Regions from separate parts of the Homo sapiens genome. Here regions 2 and 3 are each linked to region 1. A link is a loop called in an ENCODE intact Hi-C map of the cell type or tissue named here. Cell type or tissue: endothelial cell of umbilical vein. All regions are shown on one strand.

Region 1 (5,000 bases):
TTCCACCAATCACAGGTCAGAGGAACAAGTCCTTAGTCCAGGTCAGCCTGTTCTAACAGCCCAGCATCAGAGAGAAGAGCCCCAGGTTACAAGGAGCCTGTCCATCCCTGAACCTCTGAAGATCTTATAAAAGCGTTAACGAAAATAACTGGCATTGCTCTATGCTCTATTGATGGGGGGAACAGGGACATTTTTATATTTTGTGTTTCATTTGATTCTTAAGACAAACCCATGAGTTAGCAAGGGTGATTATCATATCCACCAATTAGCAAATGAAGACATCAAGGCAAAAGAAATTGAGACTTGCTTCACTAGTCAGTGTCACTCAACCCTGACCAGCCATTTAAAACCCTTAAGGTCATATGGATAGTAACAGAATTGGGGATTACAATCCAGATACTCAAAATGCTAATTTAATGTTCTTTAGCCAAGCCAATCACTCTCTTCTCAATATTATCCAATTCTCTTCAAAAAAGAAAAGCTATTAGTTCCACATTAGTTCCAGGAACTGTTCTAGGTTCTGATGAATCAGTCAAGTCCACAAGAAGTTTAGATACTAGACAGGTAAGTAAATAATTATGTGATTTGGACTGTGGATTATAATAAAGATTCTTAAAAGATGCTGGGAACACAGTAGAAAAAGTTCCGTTTCTCTGAAGATGTCAATGATAGAATGTTTCAGCTAGTTCTCAAAACATGAGCAGGAGTTCTTGAAGTACAGAAAAGGCAAGAAATATCCTTGCAGAAAGAATAGGGTAAATCAAGTCACAGAAATATGGCAACTTAGAGACATTGAGTTGGGGCTGGGTTGGGGGACAACTGGAGCTATGGAAGAGTCCTCTAAAAATGAATAAAGACCATTATCAATAACCTATTAAGAACAGAGTGCCAGGTTACAGACACCATTCTACTGGCATGCTGACTAGAAATGAGAACAGCAAGTCCCCTTTTTGCTTATTCTAACCTGTCTTCGTCCAAGCTGACATCACTGTTCACCTCCCCTTCTACGCTATCCAGGAGACATCAAATGTAATTGAACATCCATAGCAAGTTCTATGTTTGCAGTGAATGGAGTCATTCATTCTGGCTACAGGATCTTCATTACAATTGCATGAAGCTTTCACTGTGGGCCATATTATGAGAGTATACTTGGTGCTGGCACAAGGAGAACTGCCTGGTAGAGCCAGTTGCAAATGTCATGTCCAGCTTTTACGCACAAAGGAAATGAGAGCTTTAAAAAAAAAAAAAATCCAACGCCCATTGCATTGTGATTCATCTTCTTCCCATCAGCACCAGGATGTCTCAGATTACATTGTCTGGCTCTCGGGAAAGAGAACTACGACAAGGTTGAAGGGAAGGGTTGCCACTGTGGAGTCAGGGCCTCTCCTCTGAGGCTCCAGCTGCAGATAGCCACGGTTCCTGCTGACAGTCGAGCCAAGGTCTTCCCGAACGATGGCTGAAAAAGCCTTTGTAAAACAGAATGTGAACCCTGGAGCCTACTGCTCCTGGTGGGAGTCGAAGAAGGGAACAGTAGGAGCTGCCTGTAATTTTCTTTGTCTGTGGCAGCAGAGCAAGGGAAAGAAGTGTCACAAACATGAGGGAGAGGAAGTGAGAGATCTTTATGCTGAGCCACTAAATTCACTGGAGGCTGAAAACCACAAAAGTAAGTTCACATAAAACACCACTTGGCATTTCACCTGGTATGTTTGAGAACTTTGGGTGCAAGGATTTTTAAATTATAGCTGTCTCATCTGTAGACAGGGAGAAATGATCTTGTCTGAAAACTTAGGACCAAGCTATGGGGCCCTGAGTACCTACATCTGTGAGGGTCTAATTAGAGAAGCAATTTATTATAGAGATTTGACTTTAGAAAATTGAGGGAGCTGGTAAAACAGTGTCTGCAAGGCCATTGTCTTTGCATTTGATGCTGGAGCTTGATGTCTGCTGGGCAGGCAGTCTGGAAGGAATGGGTGGATGTAAATCAAGTAGAGAGAACAAGGAAAAGCTCAAACCATGTCAGTTTCTCACTGTCTCCTGCAGGAGAAGATGGACTCTTCTTCACTGAGGTAAATACACACCTGGGCCAGGAGTCAAAGAAGCTGAAAAAGGATGCAGGGGAAGGCACAGCAATTGCAGGTGAGGCTGCTGCCTTAAACACCAATGAGGTGAGCAGGCAGATGAGGAGCAAGGTATTTGAACCACAAAAGCACCCGGTGGCCCTACCTCAATATTCTAAGCATAAAAAAAATATGGCTGCTGTTAGAGTTTGTGCCCCCAAAGCTTGCACAAAAATGTATCTTGTGGCACAGCTTAATTAGAAACAGACAGAGAAGGGGGTTCTAGGAAATGCAGCACAGCCCTGTCAGTTCAACATGTTACAAAGCCACTACATGCCTTCAGAATTAAGTCATGACTTTAAATGGAAGGTAGATGGCGTATAGATGTTGTATTAGTTTCCAAGGGCTGCTATAACAAAGTAACAAAAACTGGGTAGCCTAAAAAAGAAATTTATTCTCTTATAGTATTAGAGGCTAGAAATCCAAAATCAAAGCATCAGCAAGGGCATGCTACCTCCAAAGGCCCTTCAGAGCCTAGGGAAGAGTCCTTCCTTGCCTCTTGAAGTTTCTGGTGGTTGTCAGCAATCCTTGGCATTCTGTGACTTGTGGCAGCCTGGGTCCTTTCTCTGCTACTCTCTTTAAATGGCCTTCTTCCCTGTGACCCTGTGTGTCTTCCCCTCTCTTATAAGGGCACAAGTCATACTAGATTTAGAGCCCACACTAATTCTGCATGACTTCATCTTAATATAATTAATTATATCTGCAAAGACGCTATTTCTAAAGTAAGTCATATTCTGAGGTTCTGTATGGACATGAATTTTGTAGGGGACAGAATTCAATCCAGTACAAGTGTTGTAAGGGAAAATCTAGAACAGAAAATGAACAAAAATCTTTGAACAGTGGGATCAAGCAAAGAATGTGGGCGCTTATAAAAGGAGCGGCTTTGTTCCAAATAATGTGTTCAGGAGTGTAATTATGATATCAGTTAGACCCTAAATTTGTTGACATTATGTACAGAAATATCTATAAGACTCAAAGGCATGTGTTTACTGTTTTCTCATTTATCTCATTTATTTTCTCATGGAGCATACCATGTTGTTATTCAAAAGAGAAAGTATAGGCTCAGAGAGAGATTAAATAGTATGCCCAAACTATGCCATCAGAAAGTCGGCCGAGCACGGTGTCTCACGCCTGTAATCTCAGCACTCTGGGAAGCTGAGGCAGGTGGATCACATGAGCTCAGGAGTTTGAGACCAGCCTGGCCAACTTGGTGAAACCCCGTCTCTACCGAAAAAATACAAAAATTAGCCAGACATGGTGGTGCGCGCCTGTAATCCCAGCTACGCTGCAGGCTGAGGCATGAGAATCGCTTGAACGCTGGAGGTGGTGGTTTCAGTGAGCCGAGATCATGCCACTGCACTCCAGCCTGGGCGACTGTCTCTCAAGGGAAAAAAAAAGAAGAAGAAGAAGAAAGTGGTGGAGCAAGGAACTGAACTCAGGAGTGTTAGATTCCACAGGGCATGTTCTTTTATTACCCTTATCATGTAACGGTAAATAACACTCGCTAAAGTGAATGCTAGCAAACTTCTTCAGGCCATCTCTTACTTATCCTTCGACGCTCATATTAAGTCTTCTCTGAAGATTCCCCTAACTGCCCAGGACAAAGTGAATTCCTCTGATCTCCCACATTGAGATCACAATTCCACTCTTGTCCTCATTCCATTGTATTATGTTATCTATTTGCACATCTGTTTCCTGTCTTATGTGTAGCTACCATATCTTGCCACTGCAGCAGTCCCAGTACCCACCCACCCAGTGCCTTGAACATAATAGGAACTCAAATCTTGACTGATTAAAGTCCTTCAAAGAAGGTGCTTCATTTTATAAAAATGTCTAGATATGTTATTCTGTAACCTTCCCCCATACACAATTCTCAGACTTTAGAGACTCCAAACTCTTCTTTATACCAAATAAAATACTGCTACTTCAATGCAAATTCTTATTTCTTTTCTCTTTTCTGAGGATGTATACAACTGGTTTTGAAAATTTCCAAAAAAATATCAGGTAATTGTATGTGTCCATTTTTCTTTTCCTGGTTAAATAACTCAATTGATAATCTAATTTTCTGGGGTTTTTTGTTTTTGTTTTTGTTTTTTTGTTTTTTTGAGACAGGGTTTTGCTCTGTCACCCAGGCTGGAGTGCAGTGGTGTGATCTCGGCTCACTGCAACCTCCACCTCCCAGGCACAAGTGATTCTTGTGCCTCTGCTTCCCGAGTAGCTGGAACTACAGGTGCCAGCCACCATGCCCAGCTAATTTTTGTATTTGTAGTAGAAACGGGGTTTTACCATGTTGGTCAGGCTGACCTCAAACTTTTTTTTTTTTTTTTTTTTTTGGGACAGAGTCTCACTCTGTCGCCCAGGCTGGAGTGCAGTGGTGCCATCTCAGCTCACTGCAAGCTCCACCTCCCAGGTTCACGCCATTCTCCTGCCTCAGCCTCCCGAGTAGCTGGGACCACAGGCACCCGCAACCACACCTGGCGGAATTTTTTGTATTTTTAGTACAGACGGGGTTTTCACCATGTTAGCCAGGATGGTCTCGATCTGACCTCGTGATCCGCCCGCCTGGGCCTCCCAAAGTGCTGGGATTACAGGCGTGAGCCACCACGCCTGGCAATTTTATGCTATTTTTAAAATAGCATAAACAATTTTAACTATATTTAAACTATAGTTAACTATGTTAACTATACTAATGAACACACTTAAATATTTACCATTTTATTTTTGGTTTTAGGTCATCTCATAAGCTAAAAAATCCACATGAACCCTAGCCATGCTTTTGATTCTATTTTCTCCTGTGCATCTTCTCCATTTCTTCCTACCTTGTCTATAACTCTAGGAACAAGCATTTGCCTTCATTAGACTATCTCAATAACTCCCCAAGGA
Region 2 (5,000 bases), 170 kb after region 1:
GACATAAAAGCACTGCGAAAACCACAAAGCAATATATCAGCATAGGTCGTTGTATACCAGTAGTCATTGTTTTCAGTGGCCCTAATTGCCTTAAAAATAATGGACTAGATTTGCCCATGCCCAAAGGCCTAATTTTTGGCTCGGTTTTCTTTTTGTGCTGCTGTATTTTTGTAAGTTAAGAAACCAAATCAGCAACGTGTCCTTTGTATTTTATAGTAAAATTGCCAAACTCAGAAAAGGGAAGATAAAATTCCAAAATGCTTAGGTGACACAAGCCGCAATCCTCTTATAAAATTTCTGTGACTTTCTTAAACTCACAGTCTGCTGCTGTTTCTAAAGCTCCCCTAGCAAAGTAAAGGGTTTGAAAGAGGAATCCATGGGGGTGCTCTTTTCTGGATTGAGGAGGCACTGCCATTAGACGATGATGGCATTCTTGCATTATAATTTACACCTGCATTTCATGCACTTTATTCACTGCCAATAATTATTGAATAATTACTGTGTTCTCCTACTGAGGTCTCTCTTTGTACTCCCACTTCTTCCTAGGGTTTCAGCTAGATTGTTGCCTTTTGAAAGTTTCTTTCCTTCTGAAATGAAGGCAGGTGGTTTATAATTCTTATTTTTGAGCCAAGCATTTAAATCCGAAAGCTGTGTACCCAGTAGCCTGTCCTGTCTCCCTGGTTTCTGCATGCACTGTTTGCTGGAAGGAGAACAGGAAGTGGTTTGTCCTAGAAAGTCACTTTTGCTTAAAGACCTTAAAATTCATGTGTTTGTGACTCCCATGTTACCTATTTTCATGGAGCAGCTTCCAAATTTGCTAAGCTGATTTGAATTGAGATAAATTAGATCATTTGCAGCCCAACTTGCCTGCCAAATTCAAATTGGCACTTGAACCACTTTATCTATGTTTGGGGTTTGTTGGAAGACAAAATAATCAAGACTTAGCTACATTGAAGGAGTTTGTTTTATTTTCCTGTGTGAGAAAACAAGCTAATTCTTGCCTTTTTTTCCCCTTCTCTGCAAAAAAAAAAAAAAAATTCCTCAATTACCTAGTTAGTCTGTCTTAGTATCCATTCTCTAGGTCAGAAGAATAAACCTAAAGTACAAGACATAATCTGATTGCTTTACCTAGGTGATCTTCTGACTATAAGATCATTCTGGTGCCACGGCACCCAAGGAAAATTTTGTTAAGACTGGAATCTTTACTCATTATTGCTTTCCATTTAAAATGTATAATTAATCACAGAAGAAACTTAAATTTCTGTCACTCCTGGAAGAGTGCTTATTCTGAATCCCAAAGTGTTTATTTTGTCACATACTTTATAACCACAACAAACCTCAATAAATGGTTGAATAACAAAGCCTTCTTTAAGCCTGATTATTGGAATAGAGACAAAATCCATTCTGGAGCCCAAAACCTTGCAAACAGTATCAGGCTGCTTTCTGTTTTTACTCAACCTTAGAAGTTGCACCCAAAATGACCTAGCCCTAGTATTACAGAACAATTAAATACACAGTATTATTATAAGGCAAGCGTTATTGAATAAATGCAGATGTTGCTGAAATTGGCGGTATAATGTAACACACAGCACTGGCTTGAGAAAAGTGTTTTACACCCATTTCTTAGTCCTCAAATAAGTTCTCCATGAAGTTGGTGGGCAGAAGGCAGGGAATAATATGATCCTTTGCATTATAGCAAAGGAACTGAGCGACTTGAAATTGGTTTGGAGATCTAAACTAGACATTCAGAATATCATTTCGTTCCCAGGGGCCTCCTCAGTATGAGAAGTTTCCAAATGATTTTCTCATAAGAAAACGGATGATGATAGTCACAAGAATGTCTGAAACTTCATTTTGTTGTGTCGTAAATAACATATTCCTTGAATTATATCCCTTTATAGTACATATGTCACCTCACCCAGCTATCTCCATTGTGAAAAACTCAGATTTGGGAGAGGACAGACTGGCATTCCCTGATGTCCCTATTGTTATAAAATGTTTGATAAAGCTGAAGTCTGCCTCCAAGTATTTTTTAGACATTGGTCAATTTATTCATTTAATAAATTATTACTGAACATCTGCCACCTGCTAGACACTGCACTAGGTCCTGATAATAAAACAAGCAAAGCACAGTCTCTGCCCTCCTTTGACACCTCTGCAGCTGCTGAAAGTAAAATTAGAATCAAAAGCCAAGAGATGAGATTCATTAGACATAGAAATGACTGACCTCAAAAAATAATCTGTACAGGTTGGCTGAGAAAATGTTAAGACACATAACTGATAAACAATTATGCATGTGTTAAATTGGAGCTATTATCTAATCCAGATACAATGAATAGACATGTGGAAATAATGAACTGAATTCACTCCCTCATATATCACATATATTGTATGTGTACCTTTCCCTGCCCTCACAGAACTTATAGCACTGATTTACCAGTTTCTCTCTGTCTTTCCCAGCTGTGAAAATGTCACCACATCGATTCAATTGCCTAAACCTAATTGTAGGAGTCATCTTTCATTCTTCTTCTTCCCTCAACCTTAACCGCTTACCCTCACTCCTGGTCCTCTCAGCCCTAAACACACAATCCAGTAAGAAATTTTGCCCACTCCAAAACACACCGTGAATCTTCCCTTTTTTCACAGTCTCTACAACCACTTCTCTGGCCTAGCACTATCGTCTCTCACATGGCCCGCTGGGATAAAGTCCTGACTGGTCCCCCTGCTTCCGTCCTTCTCGTCCAAGCCCAACACACACACATCCCTTCCTGACTCAGCATCCGGAGTGAAATTCTCTTAAAAGATAAACCAGAGTGTGCCACTTACCAGCATCAAGCGGCTTCCCGTGCATATGGGATCAAATCCAAGCTCCTCTTCCTGACCTATGTGATGTAGCCCCTATTTTTCTCTCCCAGCTCAACTCCTGCTATTGTTGCCTTCATCCAGACACGCTGGCCTTTCTGTGCCTCCCATTCACTTACTTTCTTCCCAACTTTGGGCCTTTGTACAGGCTGGTCCTTCTGATCTTCACAGAGCTGGTTTCCTCATCATTCGGATCACAAAGAAGGGTCACCTCCTCAGACACCTTCTTTGACCTTCCACTCAATTTCACGTCACTACCACTGTAATTTTCCGCATACCACTTATCAAAGTCTGTGATTTACCCTCCTTTTTTGGCTTATTTGATTCTTGTTTGTCTACTACCACTAGAACAGAAACTCTGTGTCTATCTTGTCTGCTACTGTATCCCTGGGGCCTAGAATTTTGCCTGACATGCATTTGATGCTTAATAAATATATGTGGAATGAATGGATGAATGATGATAGTAGAAGAGGAGGGGGTAATGAGTACTGGAGGGAGAGGAGGTGAGGTGAAAAGGAGAGACTGGGGAATGAAAAGATATGGAGAAATGTTGGCAGAGTGAGAGACAGAGAGAGAAATTAACTGGCTTTGAGATTGAGACTCCAAGGACGGAAAAAGTTAAATGCAGCAGGAATATAAAGTGGGGTGAGGAAGGGAGTGGAAAGGTGAGAATGGAGAGGCCGGCAGCAGGCGGATCATCAGGAACTTCCAAATCCAAGAAAAACGGTTTGTGCTTTGTTCTGTGGAAACCAATTAAAGGTTTTAAGCAGGGGAGTGACAGGAACAGATTTGTGTTTTAGAAAGATCACTGTGGCTGAGATGTAAAGAATGAATTAGAAGAGAGAAGACAGAAGAAAAATTATGTTAACATAAAGGAATGGTCAATGTGGCAGCTTAAACAAAGGGGAGTCAGAAAGCAGGGATTTGGCAGAGTTTTTCCAACACTGTCAGGGAAGAGGCGGTAAATCTGAGAATCTGAGCACCCCAGTGACTACAGAGGAAGTATATAATGGCCGGTAAGAGTCTGGGTTTGGAGTCAGACAGACCTGGGTTTAACCTCAAATCTATCACTCTGTAGCTTATGTGATCTAGAACAAGCAATCAATTCTAAGCCACAATGTCCTCTTCTGTAAAATAGGAGTAATAATTGCCAGACTGTAAACTGCTTAGTTCTCTGCTTGCTATGTTTGAGTGCTAAATAAATATTAGTTTTATTGTGATACTACTAGGTATGCCCTGTGATGGGCTTAGAAAATTCTAACAGGTCACTCCATGACCTGGACAAACTAGACCTCATAGCCTCTACCTTCTTTCGATATATGTCTCTACAAATCAGGAAACTCTGATTATTAACTTGGCTTCCTAGAGCGCTGCTTTATGAGTATCTTGGCCACCAATAAAAGTATATTTCTCAATGAATAGTAAGAAGATAGCACTGTGTTTACATGTAGTTTCTGTTGAGTTAGGTTAGCTTGAGTCAGGCCCCTAAACTTATATTCATTTCTAAGAAGAACCAAACTCTGAGATGTGCTTTGCCCTGGATCAGTGGCTGCACCAAGAAGACCCACCCCTCAGAGAGTGAGCAATGGGTTATCCTGACAGTGGGATTTTGTCTCTTAACATCAGCCATTCCCAATTGTGCCACACAGAAGCACATGCCTTAAATCTGATCACTCTTCTACAGAACATTTTTGGTACTTGAAGATTTCCTGTTTTTCTTTTACTTTCCTCCTTCCAATCTTTCCTTAAGCACAGATATCCAGATGGAATAAGAAATAACTAGGGTTGTTTTTCAGTTCCCAGCTTCAAATGGATCAGGAGTGATGTCCGCTTATGCATTTGATGTGTTTTTCTTTGAATCTGTCTTTGGGGAAAAGGGTTGTATCTGTTACAGACTTAATATTTTTAGAAATTTAATAGGCTCATTTAGAGGTAAATATTTTAAACAGGCCACCCATGCGTTACATTAACTGCACCTTGCTGTGACATTGTCACAAAGGCTTCAAACCTCAGGGACTGAGAAACCTTTTAACACTCTGTTTAGTAAACGTTAAACCCTCGGTTGATGATCTGAGTTCACTCTCCCTTAGTATAGATCAGGCTGGTGAGGCGGGTGATATTTCAGTCATTTGAATGTC
Region 3 (5,000 bases), 190 kb before region 1:
TTATGTAGGGTCCCTGTAAGTCATGATAAGTAATGAGGATTTTAACTTAATTGCTATGGGAACCACTGTAGGATTTGAAGCAGGAGAGTGGTATGATTTGATTTACATTTGTAAAAGGTCATTCTGGCTGCTGTGTAGAGGAAGACTCTAGAGGGGCAAAAATATGAGGAAAACCAGGAAGCTAGTGCAATAGCCTAGGTAAAAGATAATGATGGCTGGGACTCTGATAGAAGCAGTGGAAATGGTAAGATAGGACTGTATTCAAGATATAAATTAGAAGTTGAGCCAACAGTTCCATTAGAGAATGGGCTGATTCATGTAATTCACTTGAGTAAATTTTTCAAAGAGCTAACATACTTTGAACACCAAAATTATTTTTAAAAAATCTTGTTTTCGTGGAAATCTTTCAAAATTGTACAAAACATTCCTTGATCTTCTTCTATAGAAAATTCCAACCAAATTTGCAAATTGTTACTTTGACTCAGATCCTGGTCTCCATTTTTGTCTGCCATCTGACACATTCCCTGTTAATTTCTTGAGTTTCTCAACTCCAATTACTTTCACTCCATATGTTAAAGCTCCCCTTGTTTTGAGGCAAATTTTAATTAGGATGGAAAGACTATTTTTCTATATAAACGAATCCATACATTGGCTATGCCATTTAGGGAGAAGCTGCACCTGCCTGACTGAGGTCAGCATCTGCCACCCCAGCCTGTTCATCAAGCCTTCTCTTACCAAAGCCCTCAACTTGGTAAGGTGATAAAATTATCTTTACTTCTGAAAACCAAAATTATCTTTGCTCTTGAGACACCAGCTATGTTTACCTGCTATACCCCACCAAGGTCAAAATCAATACAATCCACACTTACAAAAGCCAAATGACCATTTACAAAACCTAATCTTCATATTGAGTCCCAATTTCTAGTCCTTGTCTAGTTTTACTGTTCTCAGCTAATCCACAAAGATGCTGAGGTTTCATGGGGCCAATAAATGACCTTCCTTTCTTCCTTTCCCAGTTTCTAGATGGAAGTCTGAATTAGAAATCAAATTATCATTTACTAAGGGATCTAAACTAGAGCCTGTGGCTTGAATTTAAGGCCAACGGCTTTCCTAATATGTCCTCCTGAACTGAACTCAAACCACCACACTACAAACTCACCACCTGGAATGATGAAGGTGAAAGTGAAATTGGAGTGGGATGAAGAGCCTATAGAAAGTAAAGAAGGAAGAGAGAAAATAATACTTGATCCTTCATAAAGCTGGGTTCTGAAGAGGAACAGAGAAATGGAGCCATAGCTAAAGGGGATGTCAGATCAATGGAAGATTACATTATGAGAAGGGAAGTAATGGGATATGTTTATATATTCATGGAAATAATCAAGGGAGGTGGGAGAGATTAAGAATGTTGGAAAATGTATATATACATATGTATGTATGTGTATATATATGTGTGTGTGTGTGTGTGTGTGTGTGTGTGTGTGTATATATATATCAGAAAAGGGGGTGTCCTTGACAGTCAGCAGAGAGATTTCAGAGCCCCAGTAGAGAGATTGGCCTCCATAGTAACGGGTGGGAATGTAACGGTGATGGGGGCACAGGAATTTAGGTTTCTAGATTTAGTTGTGGGCAGATGGAGTTTTCATTCTGTTTTCTATTTTCTGAATGAAAAATGAAGTGAAGTATTCAGCTAAGAATGAGAGGGTGGGAGGTGTGAGAATAGAGAAAGTTTGAAATTAAAATCTTGCTGGGTAGAGAAGCAGAGTTACAGAGGAAATGATTTCTTAGTACTTGCGGAAGGCCCACTCGAAGTTTGTAATAATTTAAAGTGAAACCAGTCAGCCCATCCACGTAACTTTCTCCAGCAGTATTTGGAAAGCCAGGGATAGCCAACGAGAAGCTACGTGGACTCAACTAAACACGAGCTATTGTAGGTCAAGATGGAGAGAAATGGAGAGCAAATGGAGTTGAGGGCTTTTGCAAGAGCAAGATTATGTTAATTTAGTTAGCAATAATCATTGAACTCCTGTTATATATCAGTAACTAGGCAAAAATACTCAGCCAAGCTGTAGGGAGTTGTTAAGTACTGGCCACTGTCTGGGGCTTCCACCAGAACTGGGTGTAGATTTTTTCCTTAACCCAGCCTTCCTTTTTTTTCTTTTTCATGCTTCTTGGAAACACACACACACACACACACACACACACACACACCACACACAAACACAAAATTGGTAATATATATTTAATACTTACCATGTATCAGGTACTATGCTAGGCACTGTTTAAAAACATAAACTCGCCATTCCATATACCAATGCTGTGAAGAAATCATTATTATTAGTGCCATTTGCAGATAAGGAAGATGCGTACAAAGATGTTAAGAAACTTATGCAGATAACCATACCACTTTTGGAACTACTAACTTCACAGACCTTTGCTCCTACAGGTTAAAGTCTTCATGATTTAGGGAAAAAAACCTGAAATATTTTTCGTTAAAATAGTTAAAATTTCCCATTTTCACTTGAGTGTATAAACAACCATGCCATTATCTGCAGATCCTTTTGGAAGAAGTTAAGAACCTTAAACTCTGTTACAAAATTGAGTGGAATTTTTATTTCAAATTATCTAAGGTTACAAATTGAGCAGTCTTGCCTATACGAGTAATTATTAAAACTCTACAAACAGGCAAATAACTATTGCAGCCTCTTTCCTTCCTAAACTCTCTTGTGGGTGATACATGCTGAAGAAAACATTTATGCTTTACTTAACATTTTCTACTTAAGAGAAACAATCTGAATGTCTAAATTTGGGTCTGGAAAATAAACACAAATTTCCCTTCCATAATTCCTCTTCCTTCCTTCCTTGCTAATCAAACCAAGATAATGGTTCTGCCCTAGAAATTGCCCAATGACTAACAGGTACTATTGTTTTTCATATGAGAAACCACACTTAAGGAGACACCCCTTCTTATTTGTGAAAAATATTGCAAAATTAAGGAGGATCAAGAGAGTCAAGCAAGGGTGAAGTTCACTCACATTCTTGACAGGGAAATCAAGAGTTTTCCATTGTTCCCCTGTTATCTAGAAAAACACAGAATTCTTAAAGTTGAATCATGCAAAAGTTCCTTTGACTACTTATATTTTTCAAGACTATACTATATTTGAATATGTCCAAGTATCACTATCTGGAAAGACACACACAGGTCAGTCAGACAAATATTTAAAAAATGAACGGTACTTCCTTAACAGCAAAACTAATTGGTATGCATAGCACTGTAGCCAGGTTTGGTAATAGCTATCATTCACTGAGAATTCTCTATATTCTAAGCTGCAGGTTCTCAATCTTCATTACATATTAGAATCACTGAAGAAATTTTTGTTTCGTTTTAACTTTTTATTTTAAATTAATTTAGACTCAGAGTAGTAGAAAAAAATAGCACCAAGTGTTCTCATATATCCTTCACCTGCTTCCTATAACATTAACTCTTTACATGATCATGGTACAATGATCAGAGTCAGAAAATTAACATTGGTACAATACTATTAACTAGATTATTAGAATTGTATTAGTTGTCTCACTAACATTTTTTCTTTATTCAGTATTGGATTTATTGTTATTTCTTCTTAGTTTGTTCCAATCTTTGATACTACCTCAGTCTTTCCTTATCTTTCATAACCTCAACCCTTTTGAAGGGTGCTGATCAAGTTATTTCATAGAATTTCCCTCAGTGTAGGTTTTTCTGATGTTTTCTCATATTCAGAATGAAGTGATGCATTTCTGTAAGAATACCACAGAAGTGATGGGCGCTTCTCAGTGTGTCAGATCAAGGGGTTTGTGATATTAACATCCTATTCTTGCTGCTGTTAACTTTGATTGCTTGGTTCAGGTCACATTTACTGGGTTTCCCCATGGTAATATTACTATTTTTCCCTTTGCAGTTATACATATCTTAGGGATAACACTTTGCAACTCTGCAAATACTGTTTCTTGTCAAACTTGCATCCACTTGTTTTAACATCCGTCAATAGATCTTGTCTACAACAATTGTTACTGTGGTGTTTGTCTAATGGTGAGTCCTTCTACACTTAGTGTTTGGAATTCCACCTGAGGAGATTTTTTTAAATGCTCATACCTTGCCCCCACCAGAGAGCAATTAAATGAAAACTTACTAAGCATATAATCACATGTCCTCACAATAAGGCTAATAGGCTGATATTATTATAATATTATTACCTGCATTTAAATATGAGTAAATTGATACTCAGAATGACATAATAACTTACATTTTTTGTGCCACTAAGTAGTGAAGACAAGACAGAAATTCTAAGCTGCCTGTCTCTAAAACTCATGCTCTTTTCACTGTCCCATCCTCTCTCCATCAAAGTTCAGCTCATTCTTCCTGATGTTAAATTCTGCCCCATTTAAAGCCTACTCTCTCTCCCAACTTCAATCATCTGTAATTTTTGCCTAGATCATTCCAGGGTTAGACACATCTTTTTTTCCGGAAACTTTTGACATCCACCTTCCTTAAGAGTTAGGAACAGCTGTCAGCTACATTATTTGTCTTCACCTGGAGAATAGATCATTGCTGAAAAATTTGTAGATGAAAGAGTATATCTCACACACACACACACACACACATATCAAATCATTTATGTGTTTAGGATAATAAACAAATAAACAATATTTTAATGAAATATAATCCAAATGCTCTCTGAGCGAGTTAAATTCATCAGGCATTGAAACATCAAAAACTATGCATGCAGTCAGTGGTTAAGAGCAAGGTTCTGAAGCCAGGCAGATCTGAGTTAGAGTTTAGCAAAGCACTCAAAGACATTGAACATGTCTTTTAACCTCTTTAAGGTTTAATTTCCTAATTTTTAAAATACACTTCTTGCGAAGAGTCAATGAACTCTTAGCACAGGGCACAAGCAATTAGCAAATATGAGCTTTTAAAAAAAAAACCACTATAACCAAACTGCTTCTTGACAAGAGACAAGTGC

What was found. Peaks named below come from ENCODE experiments on the same cell type or tissue, not always from the same donor. Only the 100,000 strongest peaks of a DNase experiment are listed, where the experiment ranks them.
Region 2: it touches region 1 in a loop (2.0-fold over the local background); 1 of 110 quality-filtered maps calls a loop at or near these places.
Region 3: it touches region 1 in a loop (4-fold over the local background); 1 of 110 quality-filtered maps calls a loop at or near these places.

The regions. Positions count from the first base shown.
Region 1 is chr13:59,457,798-59,462,797 of GRCh38, forward strand. No RefSeq gene overlaps it. Among named protein-coding and RNA genes, the nearest start is that of DIAPH3-AS1, 550 kb to the right of the region's middle. In endothelial cell of umbilical vein, CTCF peaks have their summits at 2,461 and 2,682; DNase peaks (open chromatin) are centred at 1,224 and 3,804; H3K27ac peaks cover 2,861 bases.
Region 2 is chr13:59,630,633-59,635,632 of GRCh38, forward strand. No RefSeq gene overlaps it. Among named protein-coding and RNA genes, the nearest start is that of DIAPH3-AS1, 380 kb to the right of the region's middle. In endothelial cell of umbilical vein, no CTCF peak of the experiment used is centred here; a DNase peak (open chromatin) is centred at 2,839; H3K27ac peaks cover 1,638 bases.
Region 3 is chr13:59,263,657-59,268,656 of GRCh38, forward strand. It overlaps LOC105370223 (a long non-coding RNA gene), which reads right to left. Exons shown (of 3, transcript XR_941993.3): 3 at 2,249-2,314. Among named protein-coding and RNA genes, the nearest start is that of DIAPH3-AS1, 750 kb to the right of the region's middle. In endothelial cell of umbilical vein, no CTCF peak of the experiment used is centred here; a DNase peak (open chromatin) is centred at 3,005; H3K27ac peaks cover 1,288 bases.